2 separate regions of the Homo sapiens genome follow, and region 1 is linked to region 2. Evidence: chromatin loops called from intact Hi-C (ENCODE). Cell type or tissue: body of pancreas. All regions are shown on one strand. Links, peaks and the distances in the headings refer to the core of each region. The heading gives the core; the rest is flanking DNA. Region 1 has its middle 16 kb from the start of CDK5RAP3. Region 2 overlaps SP2-DT (SP2 divergent transcript).

Region 1 (9,564 bases), core at 864-8,863, 96 kb before region 2:
CGAGGGCTGGAAGTGCACCCCACCCGGAAACAGGCCGGGGTCACAGAGGGCGGCCCAGGCTGAAGGGGCTTCCCTGGCCCTTTGTGAGCCAAAGGGCAGGGGGAGATTCGTTCCACAGGCAGCCCCTGTGTCTCCAGAGAAAGGGGCTATTATGGTGCAACTAAAAATACAGGGCACAGCCCACCCCACCTCCCCTTTTATTGCCATGGAGATTGGGGGAGGTCTCTGGGAGGGATGAAGAGAGCAAAAGAGGGAGAGAGAGTGAAAGGCAGGTGGAAACAGGGAAGGAGCAGGGAGGGGGTGAAGTGAAAGGGGGAGGGGAAGCCGGCAGAGCTCCCGCCTGCCTTTCTCAACCAGAGGCGCTGGTGGGATCTCTCAGCTTCATCTCTCATTCTTTCCTTTCCACATCCTGCCTGCTGGGTCACAGACACTGCCTGGGGGCTACCGGGGCAAAGAAGGGTTTGCCCACTACCCTGCAGCTGGCCCTGTGACCTTTGACGGTGAGGGGTCCCACCATCTGGGATTAAATTGCAAGATGGCCACATGGAAGGCAGCTGGTGAACAGCTGCTAGGCCTCGTCCAGCCTCTGGACATACCAAGTACCCAAATCATTGACTCAGAGTCATCTGACCCAACCTCCCACTCTCAGCAGTGTCCCCACCAGATATTGATCCAATGTCAGCCTAAGGTCTTCAGTGATGTGACTTTCCCACCTGTGCCCTTGCAGGGCATTTTTGGTTGTCAGAAAGGGCTTCCTTATATCAGGTGGAAATCCATCTCCCTGTTACCTCCACAGGTGGGCTCTAGTTCTGCCCTCTGAGGCCACACAGTGGAATAAAGTAGGGATTTAATGTCATGGAAAGAAAACATAAAAGCCTGACCCTTCTTGGCATAAAATACTTGAAGAAAGCTGCTGAGAAGATAACTCAGTTGGGAAAAACACATAGTCTGTAGTTTTAAAATATCCAAAGCTAAGTGAAAGTCCTGGGGTGAAAAGTGATTCTGGACACTGGACACTGGTGGGCAAAAGACAGGACATCTTAAGATGCCAGGCTCCCTGGTGCTGCACTGCCCTGATGTCAACACAGAAGTTGATGGGGCCAGGCTCGGTGGCTCACGCCTGTAATCCCAGCACTTTGGGAGGCCGAGGCGGGTGGATCACCTGAGGTCAGGAGTTCAAGACCAGCTTGGCCAACATGGCAAAACCCCGTCTCTACTAAAAACACAAAAATTGGCCAGGCATGGTGGCACACGCATGTAATCCTAGCTACTTGGGAGGCTGAGGCAGGAGAATTGCTTGAACCTGGGAGGTGGAGGTTGCAGTGAGCCGAGATCGCGCCACTGAACTCCAGCCTGGGCGACAGAGCAAGACTGTCTAAATAAATAAATAAATAAAAGATTTAGAGATGATGACTGGGCTCCTCCAATTGGCAAGGTCATAAGTTCCAGCCTGCACTCTTGGGAGCCCACCTGCAAAGTGTCATGTCAGTTTCTGGCACCCAAAAGACCTTTTTTAGCAAGGTGGGTCAGTTACAAGGCTGCATGGAGCAAGAAGAATGGAAGTGGGAAAGAGGCAAACTCCATTGTGGAGGAAAATTCAGACTCTGATTACCTTTTTGTTCCTCCTCCCCCTCCTACCAGCTGGGGTGGCCTGGGAACCAGACTCCCTTAGGTAGGCATTCGGAACAGGTGTGGTTTAGGTGCATGAGGAGCCAGAGATAAGCTGAGAGTTGTGGTTGCATTTACCAAAGACTACATCCTGTGGTCAAGAACAGTTGTTTCAAAATACCAGGCATCCATGATATCAGAGAAGGCCATGATTCCTCCATCTACAGAGAGAAAAAGGAGGTAAGTCCATGGTCCCTATTTGAACAATGCCAAAGCCCAGGCTGTCAAGAAAGGCAGGCATACCTGCTGTTGCCTCTTCCCACTCAATGCTGGGGCTCCTGCCCAAATGCTGGTGTCCAGATTGTATTTATGACTGTTTTAAGAAAGAGTGACAGAGCCTTTTAATATCCCTGACAGCCCAGGATGTTTTAATAGATGGTGGAGCTGGGCTTCAAGAGTTAAGAAAAGAGAGCAGAGTTGTTGAGCGAGCTGTCAGGGCTAGTTTCTATGACAGACCTACTGATCGACTCCACGACAAAATAAAATACGGGGCCGTGTCTCTCCTCGGCCCTATCAGGTTGACAGACAGTCTGTCACCATTGTATGTCATCTTTCACCTCCTAATCGCTCAAGCTTAGGGGAAATCTGTGTTTAATGGGGAATCTCTGCAGGATTTCCTCCCAAACCTGCCTCCTGAACGGCAGGCCTCTATTTCAATCTCCCGGGGCTCCTGTGGGCGTTCTCCAATTTTCTGGATTTCACACAGAACTCTTCTAGCTACAGGGCCCTGCCTCCATTGTTGCTGTTTGTTAGAGGTGATTACAGGTCTCCTAGGATGGCTCAATATTCTGCAAAAACAGAATGGATAGTGATGATGGTGGTACAGCAATGTGAATGTCACTGAACTGTACGCTCAAAAAAGGTTAAAATGATACATTTTATTCTATGTATGTCTTACCTCAAAACCAAAACCAAAACCCACAGATGGATAAGGAATGAAGAGAGCTGCCTTGGCTCTTTGACCCCTTGTAGGGTGTGTGCTTGTAACCCGTATGGCCAGCGCAGGGCCATTCCCAGTGTCTCCCCTTCCAGAAGCACACTCAGCTCCCCCACCTCCTGCTTCCTCACCTCCCTGGTTAATACATCTCAAGGTCATTTTTGGAGTTGAACATCTGGAGGCTCCTTAAACACACTTTTCCAGCACCAGACTTGGGGCTGGTCTGACCAGCAACTCAGTTTGTGGCTAAAGCCACTTTAGCCACACCCTTGACATGTTTTGGCACTTGAGGTCTAAGAAATTCTCCCAGGGTTTTTGTGTGTGTGTGTATGTGTGTGTGGGGGGAGGGGAAGGATGGAAGCAAATTCAAGGGACCAGTGACTTTGCTTTTTTTTTTTTTTGTATTTTTAGTGGAGATGGGGTTTCAGCATGTTGGCCAGGCTGGCCTCAAACTCCTGACCTCAAGTGATCCACCCGCCTTGGCCTCCCAATGTGCTGGGATTACAGGTGTGAGCCACTGTGCCTGTCCTCCATGTTACTTTTTTTTTTTTTTTTTTTTTGATTCAGGGTCTCTGTCGCCCAGGCTGGAGTGCAGTGGTGTGATCTTGGCTCGCTGCAGCCTCTGCCTCCTGGACTCAGGTGACCCTCCCACCTCAGCCTCCACAGTAGCTGGGACTACAGGTGCAGGCCACCAAATCCGGCTAATTTTTTGTATCTCTTGTAGAGACGGGGTTTTGCTATGTTGTCCAGGTTGGTCTCGAACTCCTGGGCTCAAGCAGTCCACCTGCCTCAGCTTCCCAAAGTGCTGGGATTACAGGAATGAGCCACCATGCCCAACCTGACTTTGCTTTTTCTTGAATGACAGACAGAACTGTCTTCTGAAAGAACTAAGTTCTTCCTTCCCTGTGCTTTAAGATTAGTTGTGCTGGGTCTGCCCTCAGGCATTTGGGGTTCCCCTCCCTTCTACCAGGGTTAAGGGGCAGTGCGGATGCTCCTCGGTCCTGGTCCCCAGGTACAGATGCAACTACCTCCCTCCAACCTCACTGGCCCAGGGCTCTGCGTTCAAGTCCTCTGCCAGGAGAGAGTTAAGGGCTTGGGTTTAATTTGCCCGTTAATCACAGTTAAAAGAAGTAATGAGCGTCTCCCCAAAGCCTGGGTGTTTCTCTGCAGATTAAGCAGCAATTTGCATAGCCCCTTTATTCATTCCCACCTTCCCCTGTGGGGCGGCTTGTCCTTTCAGACACAGCCAAGCGCAGCCAGTGGCGGGAGCGGTTTGACAAATGGCTTTGCCATGCTCGTGGTTTGGGCGAGAGGGAGGGAGGGGAATGCTGGGAGGGAGAGAGCAGCTCCCGACAGTAATGGATAGCTGGGGCGTTAAGTAGTGCAGAACTTTTTATTAGATACACAGGAGAAGTTTAAATATTCAAACTGGTTTTCTTTGAAGCCTGGGGAATGAGAGGAGGGTGGCGGGCTGGCTAAGTAAGAGTTTACTCAGGGCCAATTTACTCAGAGAGGCCCTGGCAGTCACCAGGGAGGAAGGGCATCTGGAGGACACAGGCAGATCCGGGTCAGCTGGTGCCCCCGGGCTCTACACGCCTGCAGCAGCCTTGATGCCCTCCTGCTGGGCTCAGGCTCTGCCAGGCGGGACAGCTACCCTGGACGCAGCTCCTCGGGCCCGATTGCTCAGAGGGCAGAACGGCTTGCTCAAAGCCCAGCAGATGGTGGTATTCAGACAGGGAGGAGGCCCCAGCTTTGATAGCAAACCTAACTCTATGAAGCAATGATATCTCCAAAAGGATGGGACAATAGCCCTCTACTTTCCTCTCCAGAAATGTCCTCAACCAAACAGTGAAAGAGGAGAGATGAGGCCCAGAAATGATCCTCGGGGTAGGCAGGCACTCTGCCCAGGCTGGTCTCGAACTCCTGGGCTCAAGTGATCCTCCCGCCTCGGCCTCCAAAGTGCTGGGATTACAGGCGTAAGCCACCCCACCTGGCCATCAGTCCATTTAAAAAGCTGACTTAACCCCAATTTTCTTCCCAAACTTCTTGTGCTTCGTGAGACTCTTCCTTTGTGTTAACTTGTAAGCCACATGATCATAATATGTCAGAGGTCAAAGTCATTTTAGAGAGCATTAAGACAATTAAAGTTCAGAGAAGCTAACGTTTGATACTCCAAGAGAGACATAAATGTGGTCAAGACACCATTCCTGCCCGCAAGCAGCTCAGTGGGCAGGCACTTCAGGAAGGCATATAACACAATAAATAAGAGCTCCCCCCTCCTAAGGATATCTGCATGGGGCTGCAGGATGCTGCTGAGGGATGGAGTGACTAATTCTGCAGGGACAACTGGAGATGTCCACAGAGATGCATTTGGGCCTCATCTGAATCGGGGGTCAAGATGGTTTGGAGGGAGCCGAGTAAAGGATGGGGCCTCGAGGACACATGTGGATTTGATGTCTTGGGTGGGTAGCCCAGGCTGAAAAGGCTGGTGGGGTTCCAATTATGCAGGGCTTGGCGGCTGCTACTCTAGGAATTTGGGGCACTACAGAGCCTCAGAGTTTCTAAGCAGGGAAATGACTAGGGTGAAAAGGCCCAGGGTGGATTAGAAAGAGCAGCCAGCAGAGCCCAGGACACCACTGATGAAACTGTCAGGAAATAAAGAGAGATGCAGTGTGGGTGTGGACAATGGCTTTGATTTGGGACATGTTGGAATATGGGGCACCAGAACACGACTTTCTTTTTTCTTTTGAGACAAAGTCTTGCTCTGTCACCCAGGCTGGAGTGCAGTGACGAGATCTTGGCTCACTGCAACCTCCGCCTCTGGGTTCAAGCGATTCTCCTGCCGAGTAGCTGGGACTACAGGTGCATGTCGCCACGCTCAGGTAATTTTTGTATTTTTAGTAGAGACGGAGTGTCACTGTACTGGCCAGGCTGGTCTCGAACTACTGACCTCATGATCCACCTGCCTCAGCCTCCCAAAGTGCTGGGATTACAGGCGTGACCCACCACGCCCGGCCTAGAACACAACTTTCTAACCTCAGCTGAGGGTATTTCCACCCCACCGCCCTCTCACAACAGCTAGTCTGAGCCTTACTGTGCCAGGCACTGTTTTTTTGTTTTTGTTTTTGTTTGAGACGGAGTTTCACTTTTGTTGCCTAGGCTGGAGTGCAATGGCGCGATCTCGGCTCACTGCAACCTCCGTCTCCTGGGTTCAAGCGATTCTCCTGTCTCAGCCTCCTGAATAGCTGGGATTACAGGTGCCTGCCACTATGCTGGCTAATTTTTGGTGTTTTTAGTGGAGACGGGGTTTCACCATGTTGGCCAGGCTGGTCTGGAACTCCTGACCTCAGATGATCCGCCTGCCCTGGCCTGCCAAAGTGCTGGGATTACAGGCATGAGCCACTGCGCCCGGCCTCCAGGCACTGTTCTAAGTGGTGTGCATGCTCACCACAGCTTCCTACCCAAGGTCTTCGTCTTCATTTTACAGGTGAAGGAAATGAGGCAGAGAGGTCCAGCAACTTGCCCAAGGGAGTAAGAACAGAGACAGAGTTTGACCCAGGCAGTCCAGATCTCAAGAACGTGCTAATCACCAACACACTGTATTACATGTTTGTCTTCCTATCACTTTTATTAAATTTTGTATGTGCATGTACAGGAGTTGGGAAAGAGATCAAACAAGTGGCAATTAGATTAAATAGGCCCAATGAGGTGGCTCACACCTGTAATCCCAGCACGTTGGGAGGCTGAGGCAGGAGGATCCCTTGAGGCTAGGAGTTTGAGATCAGCCTGGACAACATAGTGAGACCCTGTCTCTATTAAAAAATAAGTTTAGGTTGCCAGGCACGGTGGCTCACGCCTGTAATCCCAGCACTTTGGGAGGCTGAGGCGGGTGGATCATGAGGTCAGGAGTTCAACACCAGCCTGACCAATGGCGAAACCATGTCTCTACTAAAAATACAAAAATTAGTTGAGCGTGGTGGCAGGTGCCTGTAATCTCAGCTACTCGGGAGGCTGAGGCAGGAGAATCGCTTGAACCTGGGCGGCAGAGCTTGCAGTGAGCTAAGATCACGCCACTACACTCCAGCCTGGGTGACAGAGTGAGGTTCTGTCTCAAAAAAAAAATAAATAAATAAAATAAGTTTAGGCCAGGCATGGTGGTTCATGCCTGTAATACCAGCACTTTGGGAGGCCGAGGTGGGTGGATCACCTGAGGTCAGGAGTTCAAGACCAGCCTGGCCAATGCTGTGAAACCCAGGCTCTACTGCACCTGTAATCCCAGCTACTTGGGAGGCTGAGGCAGAAGAATCGCTTGAACCCGGGAGGCAAAGGTTGCAGTGAGCCGAGATCGCGCCAGTGTACTCCAGCCTGGGTGACGAGCAAAACTGTCTCAAAAATAATAAGTTTTAAAAACAGATGAAATAAAAATCATTAACAGAACAGGTAGGAGTGTATGAAAAGGCAGAGAAGAGCCACAGGACCTGGGTTTCTGGGGAGAAACTGTACGCAACCATTAATTCTGGGGAATTAATGGTGGTTGGGAGGTGCATGTGAGGAGCTCCAGCAAGGTTGGCTTCTGCTCCCAAAGGCTGGGGATGTGCCTTTCTTTTGTCCTCAACTCCCGGCCAGGTCTCCAGAGCAGGTTAATTCTTTAGATGGGTGAGGAGATGTTCACTCTGAATGATGCAGCTTGTTCCCTGCTCTGAACTGGCAATAGGAAAGGAATTCTAGATGTGCCAGACTCCCCATGATACTGGCAGGCCCTCAGAGGGGCACAGGGGGTGGACCGCTGGGGCCCAGATGAACGAGCCTTAGCACTCCACTTATCCCATGTTCACAGTCAGCCACTGCAGGCTGCAGTGCAAAGGGATCCTACTTTTGTGGTCTATAAAGAGAACCACACCGGAGAGGACACGGTAGAACTGACGCAGGGAGAGAGGCAATGTTTGGGCAGAGAGGCAGTGAGTGGGGCTGAGCCATGGCTGGATTTAGCAAGCAGAGAATTTTGGAAAGGTGACTCGCTGCTTCCTTATCTGAAGCCGGGTGAGGAGTCTTAGCCAAGTAGTGAGAGGCGTTGCCTTAAATCCTCTCTGGAAAGAGGTGGGATAAAAGTCAACACAAAAGTATAGTGTGCTCTTGGCAGCATAATTCACATCAAACTAAGGATTCTGAGGGTGTAATCTTGGTGCACCGCTTCCCTCTTTCCCTGAAAGAGGGAAGTTTCAACCTGACTGCTTGAAACTTGGTCTCAAGCTCCCCTAAAGCCCCTCACCTCTCCTTTCCAAGAAGACAAGTTAGGCCAGGATGGAGAGTCCTCATCATGGTTCCCCAAACCAAAAATAAGAGCTCACACATGTCCACCAAGAGCCTCCTCCGCACCAGGCAGCGTTCTAAGAGCTCTGCATATCTTAACTCATTCTGTCCCTACAACGACTTCTGAGGGCATTCTGAGATACACAAGCAGGAACCCAAATACAACCAGTGAAGCTCAGGGAAGCTGGAGGCAGACCTGAAAGACACAGAGCTGCTCTTGCCAGGGAGAACCAGCCGGGTGGATCCCTTCAGTGCCTTCAGCATGGCCAGGAGGGCTGGACTCAGGAAGCAGGCGGCGGTAAAGGAAAGGGAGGCTAAAGGTTCTGGAGAACAAACCCAATGTTATCGAGTTAAAGGCTTTCATGAAACCACTTGCCTCAGCCTGGGGATCAGGGTGGGCCTTGATGTCACCTGTTAAGCAGTCACCTAGTATCTCTGATCCAGAGCAGTGGCCTAACCACACTGCTTACCAAGGGGGCCAAAATCAGCTGAGAAAACTCTATCTAAACCCACTTCCCTTCCTGGGAAAATAGCCAAACCTCAGTGAGCACTGCTTCCCCTCGCTGACCTTAGGCAGGGCTGGGAAAGCAGGTCAGGTGCTCATCTGCAAGCGCAGGGGCAGAAGCTTTGGAGGCCTGAACCCGGTCTGCCATGGTCACCTGGTCCACGGGGTTTCTCCCTGAAGCTCCATTGCTGTAAGCAATGGAGTCTGCGTAACAGCTGGTGACTGGGCAAAGGACATTAGAGTGGGCAAGGGTAGTATGCCTCAGTGAACTGACTGCTACTGCAAGAGGCTGGCCAGATGGCCAACGGAGCCAGCAGCTGAACAGGTGGGGCAGGAGCTAGAAGGCAATCTCCCAGAGGGAGAGGGACCAAGAGCAGCAGGCAGTTCCCTAAGCCAAGAGCATCCCTCCTGAGTGTTGAGGCCAGAGTGCAGTCCACTTACCTCCTCTATACCCTGCTAGTCTGCGGAGTCTTACCTCCATGTTCAACACCAATATTTTTCCAATTCCCGGACTTCTCATTTCAGCCCCTGATCCCCCAGAAAGAGGTGACCAGGCAAAGATTGGGGGGAAGTGGTGGGTTGACATTAATTGATAGGAACGGCTTCGAGCAGTTCATGCTGCCTTATCTCTCTCTCCTTTGGCTGGAGTCCGCGGGGTCGGTGATTAATAGGCGCCATCACTCACTGTCCAGGACGGCTGAAAGGCAGTGGGGAGGGGGTGGCCCTCCCCAGAACTGAGATAACAAGCAGCAGGAATAATGAGTGGTGTCACTCCACTTTTCATTTTGATGGAAAGTCATTACGGGAGTCAACGCCAGCGACAAAGAGCCATGAATCAACTGCTCTGCTATGAAATTAAAATCGAATTGCCAGCCACCCCCAACCCCTACCCTTCCTGGGAAATGGGGATGGGTAGGTGGCTTGGGAGAGGGCTGCTATCCTGGGGTGGGCTCTATCCGATCACAGAGCGGGCAGTTATGGGCAGGAAGTGGACAGGCAGCCAGGGAAGGTGACAGCTCCTGTCTCCACCTTGTTTATCAGACCCTTCCTCCCCAAACCGCATTTTCCCTCTGCCTGGAGGTAAGCTGTGATTAAAAGGAAAATGCAGCTTTGCTGGCTCCAACAAGGCTGCTGCTTGACCGCT
Region 2 (8,000 bases), core at 1-8,000:
TTCTTCTTAACCTCAGCATCCACCAGAGGACACACTCTTACTGGTGTATCTTTCATGCTTTATCTCCTCCCTCTACCCCCGTTCCCTTCCTACAAATCCTACCCTTTTCCCTCCAGGAAAGATTCCAGGTTCCTAAACACTTACGCTTTTTTCCACTAGTTGACTTCCTATGTGACCCTTCCCTTCTGGTAAACCCCTATGCATCCATGGCCGGATGTGTTGGCTCACACCTGTATTCCTAGTGCTTTGGGAAGCCAGAGGCAGGCGGATCACTTGAGCCCAGGATTTCGAGACCCAGCTTGGGCAACATGGCAAAACCCCATCTCTACAAAAAAAATTAGCTGCATGTGGTGGTGCGCACTTTTAGTTCTAGCTACCTGGGAAGCTGAGGTGGGTGGATCACTTGAGCCTGGGAGTTTGAACTTAAAATGAGCTATGATCACACCACTGCACTCCAGCCTGGGTGACAGAGCGAGACCCTGTCTCTCAGAAAAATAAATAAACTCCTATGCATCCTTCAAGACCCTGCTCAAAGTCTGCATACCTCACTCCTGCCCAGCCATAGCTTCTTCCTCCTCTGTGCTGCCCTGGCACATGCAAAAGAGCTTCTCTCTCACACACTATTTCCACACTTTTATTCTCACTTCTTACTCTCCTGCTAGACTGAGCTGTGGTAGAAGGATTGAGGCCAGCACAGAGGAGGATCAGCAGGAAATGTAAGGTGAGTTAAAGAATGAATATTTGCATACAATGACACCTGCATGACTTGTTTGTATAGTCCATACATTCTGTTCCCAGGCCATTTTTCAAGTTTAGATTGCTTCACTGTCAAACCAAGGACTCCACCCGGGTTCCATGACTCACCTGTATTAGGGTGCAGGGGTTTTGGGGGGAGGTAGGTGGGGTTGAATATCCTGCTGGGCCACTGTCAAACCTCTTCTGGGAGAAAAACGGGGTAGCTATGCTTCTCCTATCCTGGAGGCCCCATCATGAAGACCGCAGAGGTGAAAAAAAAAAAGTGTGCGCACACGGGGCGGAGGACAGGGTGTGAATACTTGGAAGAATTCTGCAGTAGTTTTGAATTATTTGATTGGTTTTGCCCTTTTAAAGGTCACCTTATCCTTGTTTTGTTTGTTTCTAGGCTGTCTGACTCTTCTTACTAGAGACACAGCCAAAGAAGGGAACCCTTTGTTTTTTTTTGTTGTTTTTTTTTGTTTCTTTCTTTCTTTTTTTTTTTTTTCCCCGAGATGGAGTCTTGCTCTGTCACCCAGGCTGCAGTGCTGTGGCGTGATCTCGGCTCACTGCAACCTCCGCCTCCCAGGTTCAAGCGATTCTCATGCCTCAGCCTCCTGAGTAGCTGGGATTACAGACACGCACCACCACTCCCGGCTAATTTTTGTATTTTTAGTAGAGACAGGGTTTCACCATGTTGGCCAGGCTGGTCTGAAACTCCTGACCTCAAGTGATCCACCCACCTCAGTCTCCTAAAGTGCTGGGATTGCAGGTGTGAGCCACTGCACCCGGAGGAAGGGGACACTTTCTAAGAAGAAGACCCCGTTATACTTTTGTCAGGCCCATTGGAGTCTTAGAGCTTCCTTCACAAACACCCCCGCTCCCCCAGTGACCACACAACTCCTCAGAGATTTTTTCTTTCAAGATGGCCCCTGTCTTCAACAGAGACGGAGAAGGTCAGGCAGCGGCTTGGAAATGCTTGTGCTCTCCCGGCCACACTTTATTTATTTATTTATTTAGAGACGGAGACTTGCTCCGTCGCCCAGGCTGGAGTACAGGGGCACTATCTCAGCTCACTGCAACCTCTTCCTCCCGGGTTCAAGCGATTCTCCTGCCTCAGTTTCCTGAGTAGCTGGGATTACAGACGCGCGCCACTACGCCCGGCTATTTTTTGTATTTTTAGTAGAGACGGGGTTTCACTGTGTTGGTCTGGCTGGTCTCAAACTCCTGACCTCACGATCTGCCCGCCTCGGCCTCCCGAAGTGCTGGGATTACAGGTGTGAGCCACTGTGCCCCGCCTTTATTTTTATTATTATTTTTGAGACAGGGTCTCTGCAGCCTCAACCTCCTGGGCCCAAGTGATCCTCCCGCCTCAGCCTCTCAAGTAGCTGGGACTACAGGTGCGCGCCACCATGCCCACCTAATTTTTAAATTTTTTGTAGAGCTGGGGTCTCCCTATGTTGCCCAGGCTAGTCTCAAACTCCTGAGCTCTAGCGATCCTCCCACCTCAGCCTCCCAAAGTGCTAGGGTTACAGGCGTGAGCCACTGCACCCGGCCATGGCCACACGTGAGACTCACTAAAAGAGCTTTTAGTAAATTCTGAAGTCTGGGTCCCATCCTAGGAAATTAGAATCTCTGGGGGGCATCAGCATTAAGGAGTTCCTCAGGTGATTCCAATGGGCAGCCAAATGTGGAGAAGGACTCCTTAGCCCAAAGATACCTTCCCACTGGGGGTGCCCAAGTAAAAACAAGGAAAAGTCTGTGCCCTCCACCCCCACCCACTCCTGTCCCTCGCCTTTCTGAATTTCTCCTCTTCCTACCCTACCTGCTGCCATCTTCGCAGAGCCAGGGCCAGTGGGTGGTTCTGGCTGTGTCTGTCAACCTTAACCAGGGGCGACATCTCCTCCCTGGTGTGTCTGGAGGCAGGTTCTCTCAGTGATATTTCCCTTTTGTCTCCAACTGCTTTCAGTTTCTTTCTACTCTACATTGTCACTTTCTCTCCATTTCTAACTTGCAAAGCTACACATTCTCCACCACTAAAAACCCCATGCTTGTCTTGTCTACCATGGCACCTTCCATTCCCAGCACACTGCTTGATTATAGTAGGTGCACAGTAAATGTTTACTGACTGACCGAATGACTATATCCTTTTAACACTTCTCAGGGACTTACCCCTTCTCTTTCAGGCCCAGCTTCTTCCACTTCCACTTTACTTCTCCTTCCATGTCTACCTCTGAATCCCCTTCTTTCTTCACTTTCCTGTGCTTTTCCTGCTTCCTGACATTCTCTTTGTCCTTTTTTGCACAGGGTTGTCCTCATCTAATCCGTCAGTACCAGACAGTGAACATCTCTCCCCCAGGATGCTGAGGGAGGGTCCTGGAGGGAAGGATGTGGAACTACAGCCTCTGCTCTCAAGAAGCTCAGATCTGGGCAGGGAACATCACATACCAGGGCTGTCTGTCGGGGGGGTGGAGGGCTGGGGGAGGGATAGCATTAGGGGAAATACCTAATGTAAATGACAAGTTGATGGGTGCAGCAAACCAACATGGCACATGTATACCTATGTAACAAATCTGCATGTTGTGCACGTGTACCCTAGAACTTAAAGTATAATTAAAAAAAAAAAAAGCTTCAGATCCCTCCTGGAGCCTCCTATGAAACCACGTGGCATAACTGGTGCTGTTGGTCCAGAAACTAGAAGAATATCAGGCCAGCCCCCTTGACTCTCTGTTGGTCCTCACTCATAGCTACAACCCAAGCTTTATTGTTGGTGTTTACCTTTGAAGAGTTACAGCCGACCCAGCCTTCTAAAGACTGCTTGTTTTGCCTTAAGGATTTCCCAGTAACCTCTGCTTCTCCCCTTTTCCCCTCCTATGATTTTCTATTTTCTCATCTCTTCCCTTTCTACTTATGGGGAAATCAAAATTGCAGACTTCTTCTTTTTTTTTTTTTTTTTTGAGGTAGTGTCTTGCTCTGTCGCCCAGGCTGGAGTACAATGATGCGATCTCGGCTCACTGCAACCTCCGCCTCCCAGGTTCAACCAATTCTCTTGCCTCAGCCTCCTGAGTAGCTGGGTTTACAGGTGCGCATCACCAAGCCCAGCTAATTTTTGTATTTTTAGTAGAGGCAGGGTTTCACCATTTTCGCCAGGCTTGTCTCGAACTCCTGACCTCAGGTGATCCACCCGCCTCGACCTCCCAAAGTGCTGGGATTAGAGGCGTGAGCGACTTCTCCCGGCCCAGAGTTGCAGACTTCTAACCCGGACTCTCTCATATGCAGACCCACAAAAATATCTGATGGGACAAACACCTAGCTTGGATGAATTTGGGTAATTTTTTTTTTCCTCCTAGGGTCCATCAATGATTTCAGGGATCTAGGTTTCCTCAGTCTTCTGTGAACATGAAACATTGACAGAGGCTATAAGATGTATCTCCCTGTTACACCACACCCCTGGTGCACACATACAGACACATCTCTGTCTTCACTGCCGGGGATGCCACTCCTGACCCCTGCCCTAACTCGTCAACTTCCTCTGCCCCTGGTTCCCCTGTCCAGGCCGATGGCTCCCCACCAACTGCCATGGAATCTTCCAGCAAGGACATTCCACTCATCCTTCCCCACAGGGTTCTTCCTTCTTTGCTCCTTCTTTCTACCCCCAGTCTCCCTGGGGTGGGATCTGTGGAGCCTCAGGAAGAAAGGGCAGGGCCCCAGGTAAAAGGAGCCCTTTAAGGTGGAAGGCAGGGGTGCCTCCTCAGCCTTTGTGTGTCACCACCAGGGGGCGCCCAAGGCATTTCCAAAGCAGCTGCCCAGCGTTCACCTTACAGTAACACAGGGCGGACAGGGAGATGCAGTTTAACAAGCAGCTATTGAGTGCCTGCTATTCCCCAGGAATGGGGCCTGCTTCATTCGGAGACTGAGAGTGGGTTCCAGCCTCTACAAAGAGACTCCTTAAAAAGAGCCATTTGGGCCCGGGTGCAGTGGCTTACCCCTGTAATCCCAGCAATTTGAGAGGCCAAGGTGGGTGGATCACCTGAGGTCAGGAATTCAAGACCGGCCTGGCCAACATGGCGATACCCCATCTCTGCTAAAAATACAAAAATTAGCCAGTCGTGGTGGTGCATGCCTGTAGTCCCAGCTACTTGGGAGGCTGAGGTAGGAGAATCGCTTGAATCTGGGAGGCGGAGGTTGCAGTGAGCCAAGATCTTGCCACTGCACTCCAGCCTGGGCGACAGAGTGGGACTTCATCTCAAAAAAAAAAAAAAAAAAGACAAAACAACAAAAAAAAAGCCATTTGGGCCGGGCATGGTGGCTCATGCCTGTAATCCCAGTACTTGGGGAGGCCTAGGGCAGGAGGATTGCTTCTTGAGCCCAGGAGTTAGAGACTAGCCTGGACAACTTAAGGAGACCCCCATCTCTACAAAAAAATTTAAAAATTAGCCAGGCTTGGTGGCTCTCAACTGTAGTCCCAGCTACTTGGGAGGCTGAGGCAGGAGGATCCCTTGAGCCTAGGAATTTGAGGCTGTAGTGAGCTGTGTTTGCGACACTGCACTCTGCCCTGGGTGACAAAGCAAAACCCTGTCTCCCTGTCTGAAAACAAAAACAAACAAACACACACATTTGCCTCTTCAAGGAATTGGTTTCCTACCAACCAGCTCCTCTTACCTCCCCGGGTAGCAGCATCTTCTCTCTGCCTCTGCCCCTCCCCTGCACTCCCCTGCTCCCCACCTTTCCCGACCCCATTGACCACAGCTCCATGTGGTGCCCAGTCTGCTTCTCGTAAGTCCCAGCTGCCCACTGCAGACTAGAATTGTCCCCAGGGACAAAGGGAGGCTGAGAATGTCCCTGGCGAGGCACTGCCCTCTCTCCCTCTGCCCGTCTCCCTCCTAGGCCCTCACTTATGTCAAAACCACATCTCAGTCCCATTGCTAGTCTCCTGAGGGTTCCCCAGAGACCCTGAGTGTGGAGGGTGTGGGTTCAGAAGGACCAGGGCTGGGCTCAGGAGCAGCACTTGTCACCTGAAAGCACTGACCTGGCTGGGAGAGACTCGGGAAGTGGGCCATGGGGGCGATAACAATAACAATAATCATATTAATAATAACACTGGGGCCCACAAAATGGCTGTGAAATGCCCGCTAATGATCCCTTATATTTATAGATCTCCTTCTCCTAGACACTTCAGAGCCATTGCCCAATTAACCCCCCTAGATTCCCTAGAAGGGACAATTAACCCCATATTTTATGGCTGGGGAAACCTAGGCTCTGAGAATGTGATGGAGTTGGCTGAGGTCGTCCAGTCCATTAGTGACAGCAGAATTTGTGGAGCAGCCCTCTCTCGTTCCTTTTGTCTACATCCACATGCACTTATGCTGGGCGTGGTGACTCATGCCTGCAGTCCCACCAGCACTTTGGGAGGCTGAGGCGGGCGGATGGCTCGAGCTCAGGAGTTTGAGACCAGCCTGGGCAATATGGTGAGACACTGTCTCTACTAAAAATACAAAAAAAAATTAGCTGGGCATGGTGGTGCATGCCTGTGTTCCCAGTTACTCAGGAGGCTAAGGTGGGAAGATCACTTGAGCCTGGGGGGCAGAAGTTGCAGTGAGCTGAGATCGAACCACTGCACTCCAGCCTGGGAGAGAGAGCAAGATCCTGTCTCAAAGAAAACAAATGGCTGGGCCCAGTGGCTCATACCTGTAATCCCAGCACTTTGGGAGGCCAAGGTGGGCGGATCACCTGAGGTCAGGAGTTTGAGACCAGCCTGGACAACATGATAAAACCCCGCCTCTACTAAAAATGCTACTAAATCTCTACCATAAATAAAGAAAAATGTTTTCTTTTTCTTTTTTTTTTTCTTTTTGAGATGGAGTCTTGCTCTGTCACCCAGGCTGGAGTGCAGTGGCACCATCTTGGCTCACTGCAACCTCTGCCTCCCAGGTTCAAGCAATTATCCTACCTCAGCCTCCTGAGTAGCTGGGATTACAGTCATGCGCCACCATGCCAGACTAATTTTTGGTATTTTTAGTAGAGACGGAGTTTCTCCGTATTGGTCAGGCTGGTCTCGAACTCGCGACCTCAGGTGATCTGCCGGCCTCGGCCTTCCAAAGTGCTGGGATTACAGGCGTGAGCCCCTGCGCCCAGCCCCAAGAAGGTGCTTTTTTCATTTTTTTCTTTTTTTTTTTTGAGATGGAGTTTTGCTTTTATCATCCAGGCTGGAGTACAGTGGCACGATCTCGGCTCACGGCAACCTCTGCCTCCCGGGTTCAAGCGATTCTTCTGTCTCAGCCTCCTGAGTAGCTGGGATTACAAGCGTCCGCCACCACGCCCAGCTAATTTTTGTATTTTTAGTAGAGATGGGGTTTCACCATGTTGGCTAGGCTGGTCTCAAACTCCTGACTTCAGGTGATCCACCTACCTCGGCCTCCCAAAGTGCTGGGATTACAGGTGTGAGCCACCTCGCTCCGCCAAAGGTGCTTTTTGCTAATCTGAACTCGGGCATGTAAAGTGGGAATATGCTCTGTTTGAAGCAGGAGGGAGTAAAGTTACCTAATCTAAGAACTTCCTTGTTATATAAGGTTATGCAGCCTAGGCAACGTAGCCAGATGCCCCATTTCTACAAAAAAAAAAAAAAGTAAAAATTAGCTGGGTGGGTCGGGCGCGATGGCTCACAACTGCAATCCCAGCACTTTGGGAGGCCAAGGCAGGTGGATCACGAAGTCAGGAGTTCGAGACCAGCCTGACCAACATGATGAAACCCTGTCTTTACTAAAAATACAAAAGTTTGCCAGGTGTGGTGTCATGTGCCTGTAATCCCAGCTACTCAGGAGGCTGAGGCAGGATAATTGCTTGAACCTGGGAGGCGAAGGTTGCAGTGAGCCGAGATCACACCACTGCACTCTAGCCTGGGTGACAGAGCAGTGAGACTCCTGGAAAAAAAAAAATTTAGCTGGGTGTGGTGGCATGAGTCTGTCGTTCCAGCTACTTGGGAGGCTGAGGTGGGAGGATCACTTGAGCTCAGGGGGTCGAGGTCACAGCAAGCACTGATGGCTTCACTGCACTCCAGCCTGGGTGACAGAATGAGACCCTGTCTCAAAAATAATAATAAAATTTAAAAACAGGCCAGGAGTGGTGGCTCACGCTTGTAATCCCAGCACTTTGGGAGGCTGAGAATGGCGGCTCACCTAAGGTCAGGAATTCGAGACCAGCCTGGCTAACATGGTGAAACCCCATCTGTACTAAAATTACAAAAATTAACTGGGCATAGTGGTGAGTGC

What was found. Peaks named below come from ENCODE experiments on the same cell type or tissue, not always from the same donor. Only the 100,000 strongest peaks of a DNase experiment are listed, where the experiment ranks them.
Region 1: it touches region 2 in a loop (2.1-fold over the local background); 55 of 110 quality-filtered maps call a loop at or near these places.

Annotation. Positions count from the first base shown.
Region 1 is chr17:47,982,063-47,991,626 of GRCh38, reverse strand. No RefSeq gene overlaps it. Among named protein-coding and RNA genes, the nearest start is that of CDK5RAP3, 16 kb to the right of the region's middle. In body of pancreas, for the core only: no CTCF peak of the experiment used is centred there; DNase peaks (open chromatin) are centred at 3,896 and 4,156; H3K27ac peaks cover 899 bases.
Region 2 is chr17:47,886,621-47,894,620 of GRCh38, reverse strand. SP2-DT (SP2 divergent transcript) reads left to right here. Exons shown (of 3, transcript NR_135480.1): 2 at 663-721; 3 at 3,040-3,392. Among named protein-coding and RNA genes, the nearest start is that of SP2-DT, 5.2 kb to the left of the region's middle. RefSeq lists silencers at 1-158, 4,420-4,589. In body of pancreas, for the core only: a CTCF peak has its summit at 4,506 (motif pointing right); a DNase peak (open chromatin) is centred at 4,520.